Linked DNA regions of Homo sapiens: region 1 is linked to region 2. Evidence: read pairs that join two places in POLR2A ChIA-PET (ENCODE). Cell type or tissue: K562. All regions are shown on one strand. Each heading gives the region's core, and the rest is flanking DNA. Links, peaks and the distances in the headings are about the cores only.

Region 1 (2,916 bases), core at 248-2,747, 660 kb before region 2:
AAAATAGAACCAAAATACCTACCTAGAGTTATTTGAGAATGAAAGCAGGTATATATGAAAGCACAGAATCAGGCACATATGTGGTACTTAACAAATGTTTTTTCTTCTCTATTCCCTCGTAGGCCTCTTCCCAGTAGTCTCGCAAAGGCATAAGCCAATTTCTTCCCTCAAATCGGTGCTACTGTCTTGCCTACAATGCTCTGTTTTGTCTTCTTCCCCTCACTATTCTCTGCTTTGTTACCTCAGGAAACTTCTAGTGCTTTCTCTAATACTCTGAGGGTATTACAAATTCTTGGAAATGTTTAATTACAGCAGTTTTGAATTTCTAAGGAGCCAAAGGAGACCACAGGTCAGCTGGCATTTTCCCAGTACTGTCCCCACTGGAGGAGGTTAGCACTTTATTTGTGCCTGTGGGTGGGTGTGAATGTGGGCATGGGTAGGTGTTGGGGGGGGTGGCTCTCTCACACAGGCATGGGCTGTGATGTGCTGTGTCCACTCTGGATGTCTGAATTCTGGCTGCAGTTGTCAATAGAATCCATCTAGTGCCAGTCCCTCTCTCAGTACAGTCGGATGGAACCCTTTTACTTTGGACTTACAAAACAACTAAAGGGATGAAGCAGAAAGAACTACTGTTCTGTGAAACTTGCCCCGATTCATCATCAGGCTGTGTGCTCCCTGTTCAGAGACCATGTCCTCTTCTTCTTCTTCTTGTCCTCCAATCACCTTTAGCCATCAGATGCCCAATATTCATCAACCTCATCTAACCTGTTTCCTTGCTGTATCATCCTGGGCAATTTACTCAATGTATTAGCCCGTTTTTGTACTGCTATAAAGAAATGCCTGAGACTGGGTAATTTATAAAGGAAAGAGGTTTAATTGACTCATAGTTCTGCACGGCTAGAGAGGCCTCAGGAAACTTGCAATCATGGAGGAAAGGGAAGCAGTCACCTTCTTTACAAGGTGGCAGGAGAGAGAATGAAAGCACAGGAAAAACTGCCACTTTTAAAAGCATCAGATCTCGTGAGCACTCCTTCACTATCACGAGAACAGCATGGGGAAAACTGCCCCCATGATCCATTGAGTCTTCAGTGGAAGTGGGGACAGATGGTGTTGGGGTTAAGAGTCCTACATTTGGGTGAGCATCAGAATTTCCTGGTGCTTGTAAGAAAGTTAGGTAAGTTACTATTCCAGACCTATGTTCAGGAAAGGGCCTATGCAGTTGGGATTTGAGAATCGGAGCCTGTATTCCGACACCAGCCCTGCACCTAAGTATGGTCTTGGACAACTCTCTGACTTGTGGTTTCTTCACTTGTGGAGTGGAGATAACGGTACGGGCCCTCCCATCTCCCTGCATCATTGTGAGGGTAAAATGAGAAGGACAGGTGCAGGTGCTGATCATGAGTACAGGACACTTCCAGCTCCCTCAGCTATCGGTGTAATCCCCAGCTTGACATGTAGGCAGCTGCATTTTGGGGTCATTTGTGGCCTTGGGGACACAGAACTAATAATCAGGATTTTCCAACAATGTATTCAAATAAAGTCTGATGACTTCCGGCAGCTCTCTAACCATGAAGAATTATAGAACTTTCCTGGTACAGTAATACATTTAGAAAACAAAATAGAATCGCCATCTAAATAACTGAATTTCATTTTTTTTTTCAGGTCTTGATTAGGCATAGAGTTTGTCTTCTTAGGAATTAAGCCCAGAAGAGATAACAGTTCCAAACCACGCAAAAACATTTGTTTGACTAGGCTTTCTAGTAAAACACCACTCATCTTTCCTTCCTTCCTTCCTTCCTTCCAGTCTTTATTTCTTGACTGTGGTTCATCTTCTTTTTAAAAAAATTATCTCTTTTATATTGAGGCTTTCTATAAAGCTTCTACAAGTGCTTTTTGGAAGTAAGTTGGATTTAAGGCACGTGTAAAAGCCTGTGTCTCTCAAATTCCTCTGCCTAGAGTGAAACAGAATCTTAGTGAGAGATACAAAACAGCATTCTCTGGATTTACCCAAATCCATTCTGCAGCTGCTCCAACCACACACATCCTCACATCAAACTCATCCCCTAAAGTCTGGGATTCTCCAGGGATTATCTTACAGATACTGAGCATGACTGCCCACTGCTATGTGTGGCACCTGCTACCTTCTTCCTCACCTGCCTCTGCTTACGGGACTGGGGTCTCCATTGCTGCTGACAACCAAGGCAGCCTTAGAGAGCAGCACGTCTATGCTGGAGCACAGTGGAGGTGCCCACCACCACCACCCATGACACAGCTGCATCTGCACAGGGTCAAGGACACTGACATCAGCCTGGCTTTTGGGGCTGGCTGGTGCTGCTCTTGCCCCCTGCTTCCTGTAACCTAGGGATGCTTTTGTGATGAACTATTTTTGTTTACACTTGTTTTTTATTCCAATACCCTCATCTCAGGACCCAGGCGCAGGACTTCCCAGGACTTCTGGCCCTGGGCGCTGGGCCAGAAGACATCAGAGTGACAGGCACTGTGCTGTTCCTCAAACCCCACCAGGACCACCCCAGTCTCCATTCTAGTCCTGGTCCAGTGCAACTGAACCTAGTAGGTGCTTCTATTTCCCCCTCCTGTGAAGAGAGTCTTTCCTAGGAGACTCCATCACTCAGGTATGCAGACCCACAGGTAGGTTGAGCCACACATCATCCTGGCATTCACAGACTTACATCTAAATCCTAATCAGGGAGAGGAAGAGGACACAGCTATCTTAAGCTCAGGTTCCAGGTACAAAGTAATGAATGGGTAATTGGATAAATTACTGAATAAAAGAGGGAGAGAGAAATGGAATGAAAAGAAAAAGGGAAGGAAGGTAGATAAGTAAAAAGAAGAAAATAAAAGATTCTGGAAAGTAGTTCCTAACCCAAGTTCCAATCTCTCTCTCTCTCTCTCTTT
Region 2 (2,916 bases), core at 284-2,783:
AGGCCGGGCATGGTGGCTCACGCCTGTGTTCCCAGCACTTTGGGAGGCCAAGGCAGGTGGATCACCTGAGGTCAGGAGTTCAAGACCAGCCTGGCCAACATGACAAAACCCTGTCTCTGCTAAAAATATAAAAATTAGCTGGGCGTTGTGGCGTGTGCCTGTAGTCTCAGCTACTTGGGAGGCCGAGGCGGAGGAATCACTTGAACCAGGGACGCAAAGTTGCGGTGAGCCAAGATTGCACCACTGTACACTCCAAGCCTGGATGACAGAGTGATACTCCATCAAAAAAAAAAAAAAAAGAAAAAAGAAAAGAAAAGAAATGGCTTCAGGACTGCAGAGCTTGACATGAAGAGTTAGTCAGAAGGATGACACCCAGGGTGAGGCTGAAATCAAGGGTCAGAAAGAGAATTTGACTGAGGCAACAGGATGAAACGAGAGGTGTCAGTCTTGAGCAAGGGAGGTGGGAAGACAGGATGGAAGGTGGGACTGGGACCTAAGGAGGTTCTCTGAGATGCCAGGGCACAGGCCTGGGGGCTTTTGTCCAGGCTTGTTCCTTGGGTGGGATGGAAGCCATTTAGGGGGCCTCCAAGTCACTTCATGCACCTGTTATCTCTCAGTGCCCACACTAGTATTATAATAAAATGGGTTCTTCCCTGTGATTCATTATGAATAATCCAAGTGAACAGAGCAAGTACTGCTCCTGGCTCATTTCCAGCCACTTGCCCCTCCTGCTCTACACTCTAGCAGCGCTTGTTTACTGATACTTAAGCAACCTTGGGAATTGGAACCCAGTGGAATCTGTGGCATTGTTGAGTCTCTGGTTCTTTTTTGTTAGGCCCTGGAATGCTGATAAGCTACCTCAAGGCTAATGAGAAATTAGATTATCTCTTGAACTTAATTGCATTTTCCCAGAGTTCTCTTAGAGCCCCCCAGGGAAAGGAGAAAGGAAGATAGTGAAAGCAGCTGTTCAGGTTGGGGCATGGTGGGAAGGGAGGATCTTTCTGCGCCTATAGTGTCCTCAGACTCTTCACACTGGTGGTTTTGCCAGTCGATGTGGAAGGGCTTGGAAGATAACATGGGAATTATGTAACCCACCAAACCCCGTGTGCCTTAATTACAGGAACACTGCCACTGTTGGGGAAAGGGGTCGGGGAGTTAGATCTATAAGATAGTATAAAATAGGTATGAGTAGATAGAATAGACATTTAGATGTAGTGCAACCATTCTTTAATTACAAGCGGAGTTTAGGTCACTACTTCACCAGCTCTGTGTGAAGGATCAGTTTTTCGTTTTTGTTTTCCCAGTGCACTGCAGACCAGCACTTTTGAGAAATATAAATTTGCCACAGCAATATCAAATTGCTATAATTGTATCTAAACACTGTTTTACTCTCTGTACTTATCTTATTGCAGATTGCCATGGCTTAGGTGATACAACCGTGGTGTGTGCTACATGAGATAAGAAACTTCTCACAAAAAGCTTTTATAAAGGAAGATTGCACATTTATCTAAAAGAAGCGATTATTAAAAAAAAAAAAACAAACATACCTTATTTTGCTAACTTGGCATTTTGTCAGGACAGCCTGCATGAATGAATGGTGCCCTTGAGTTGTCGAATGGTGGCGTGTGGCAGCCCTGCTTCAGGCCCGTGGCGTGCCTGCGTTCTGCCTCCATGTATGCCTGCTCATATTCAGAGCATGCCATGGGCTCTCTTATCTAGGCCTTGCTATAGCTCACCACATTCCCTGCCATCAGCTTCCTTCCTCTCTCCCTCCCTCCCTTCCTTCCTTCCGATACCGTTACTGTTACACATCGTTTGATGTTGTAGTTGCTTGTTCACATGTCTTTTTCCCTATGCTTAACAGTGAGGTTCATAATTAATGGACTGAGAAACAAGGACACTCTGGATGAGGTCAAAGAAAAAATAGAATGTGAAGTAAAGAAATGAGAATGCAAGGAGGATGGGAAGATTTCTCCAGGCATGTGTGTAGAGCGGTGTGAGATTCCTGAGTAGTGTGTGCTGGGGTAAGGACCAGTGTGAATATAGTTACAGGGTGAGCCTGCTAAAGGGCAGGCTGAGTGACATTTTATTGGAATTAAGGAAGCCAAAATAAGTTGAGGATGGGCTCTCAAATGGGTTTTCAACTTGGACATTGACTGCCTACGATGGTGGCACATTGGAGTGAAATGAAAACTGTGAGCCAGGTACCAGTCAGGAAGGGGCATCTGTATGCCGTGGCTCTCGGAGGAGCACAGAGGTTTCAGTGGGAGCACCATGGAGTGGTCCAGATGCCAGTGTGGGGAGCCACAGCGTGCCCTCACTATCTTTCAGATCCCACTGTGTGCAGGAAGTGGTACCGTCTAAGAGAAGGAGTGTTCTTGGAGAAGAATCAAGTTTCAACCAAGGCAGAGAAAAGTCAGTAATGTTTTATAAAAGAATGTGAGGGTGTGGGGAATGTGTTGGGAAGGAGGGTAGTAATGGACAGAAGGAAGCCACAGAGCAGCAATTCATTTGAGGAAATATTTGCAAGCAATTACCATTGCCAGGGACTACACTAGGCACAGCAGTGAACACATTATGCCCTTGAAGTACTTGCAGTCTAGGGAAGCTTAAGGCATGGGGAGATGAAATTAGGGAAAAGATGGTGGTCTGGAGGGTCTTACATCTTGTGGATGACCAAGGGTGACAGAGCAAAGAGGACATAGTTGGATTGATAGTTTTTAGATTATAATTTATTCACTGTAAATACTTGTTTAACTAAACTTTCCTTAAGGCTAACTCTGTTAGCTTCCTAATGAGAGCGCTGTAACCGTCTGATACTTATCTTAGGTACAGAAGGCAATATGATGTAGAAGTAAGAGGCTGGATTTGGAGCTGTTTTTAAATTTAACAGTCAAATATTCAATGAGGGCCTAC

Evidence for each region. Peaks named below come from ENCODE experiments on the same cell type or tissue, not always from the same donor. Only the 100,000 strongest peaks of a DNase experiment are listed, where the experiment ranks them.
Region 1: POLR2A ChIA-PET joins it to region 2 with 5 read pairs; 2 of 35 experiments call an interaction of 5 or more read pairs at or near these places.

The regions. Positions count from the first base shown.
Region 1 is chr7:106,421,988-106,424,903 of GRCh38, forward strand. No RefSeq gene overlaps it. Among named protein-coding and RNA genes, the nearest start is that of NAMPT-AS1, 140 kb to the left of the region's middle. RefSeq lists an enhancer at 2,768-2,916. In K562, for the core only: no CTCF peak of the experiment used is centred there; a DNase peak (open chromatin) is centred at 1,294.
Region 2 is chr7:107,077,919-107,080,834 of GRCh38, forward strand. The region is part of intron 2 of PRKAR2B (protein kinase cAMP-dependent type II regulatory subunit beta); the gene reads left to right. It overlaps PRKAR2B-AS1 (PRKAR2B antisense RNA 1), which reads right to left and starts at 1,691. Exons shown (of 4, transcript XR_007060469.1): 1 at 1,548-1,691. In K562, for the core only: a CTCF peak has its summit at 452; DNase peaks (open chromatin) are centred at 443, 713, 984, 1,723 and 1 weaker place.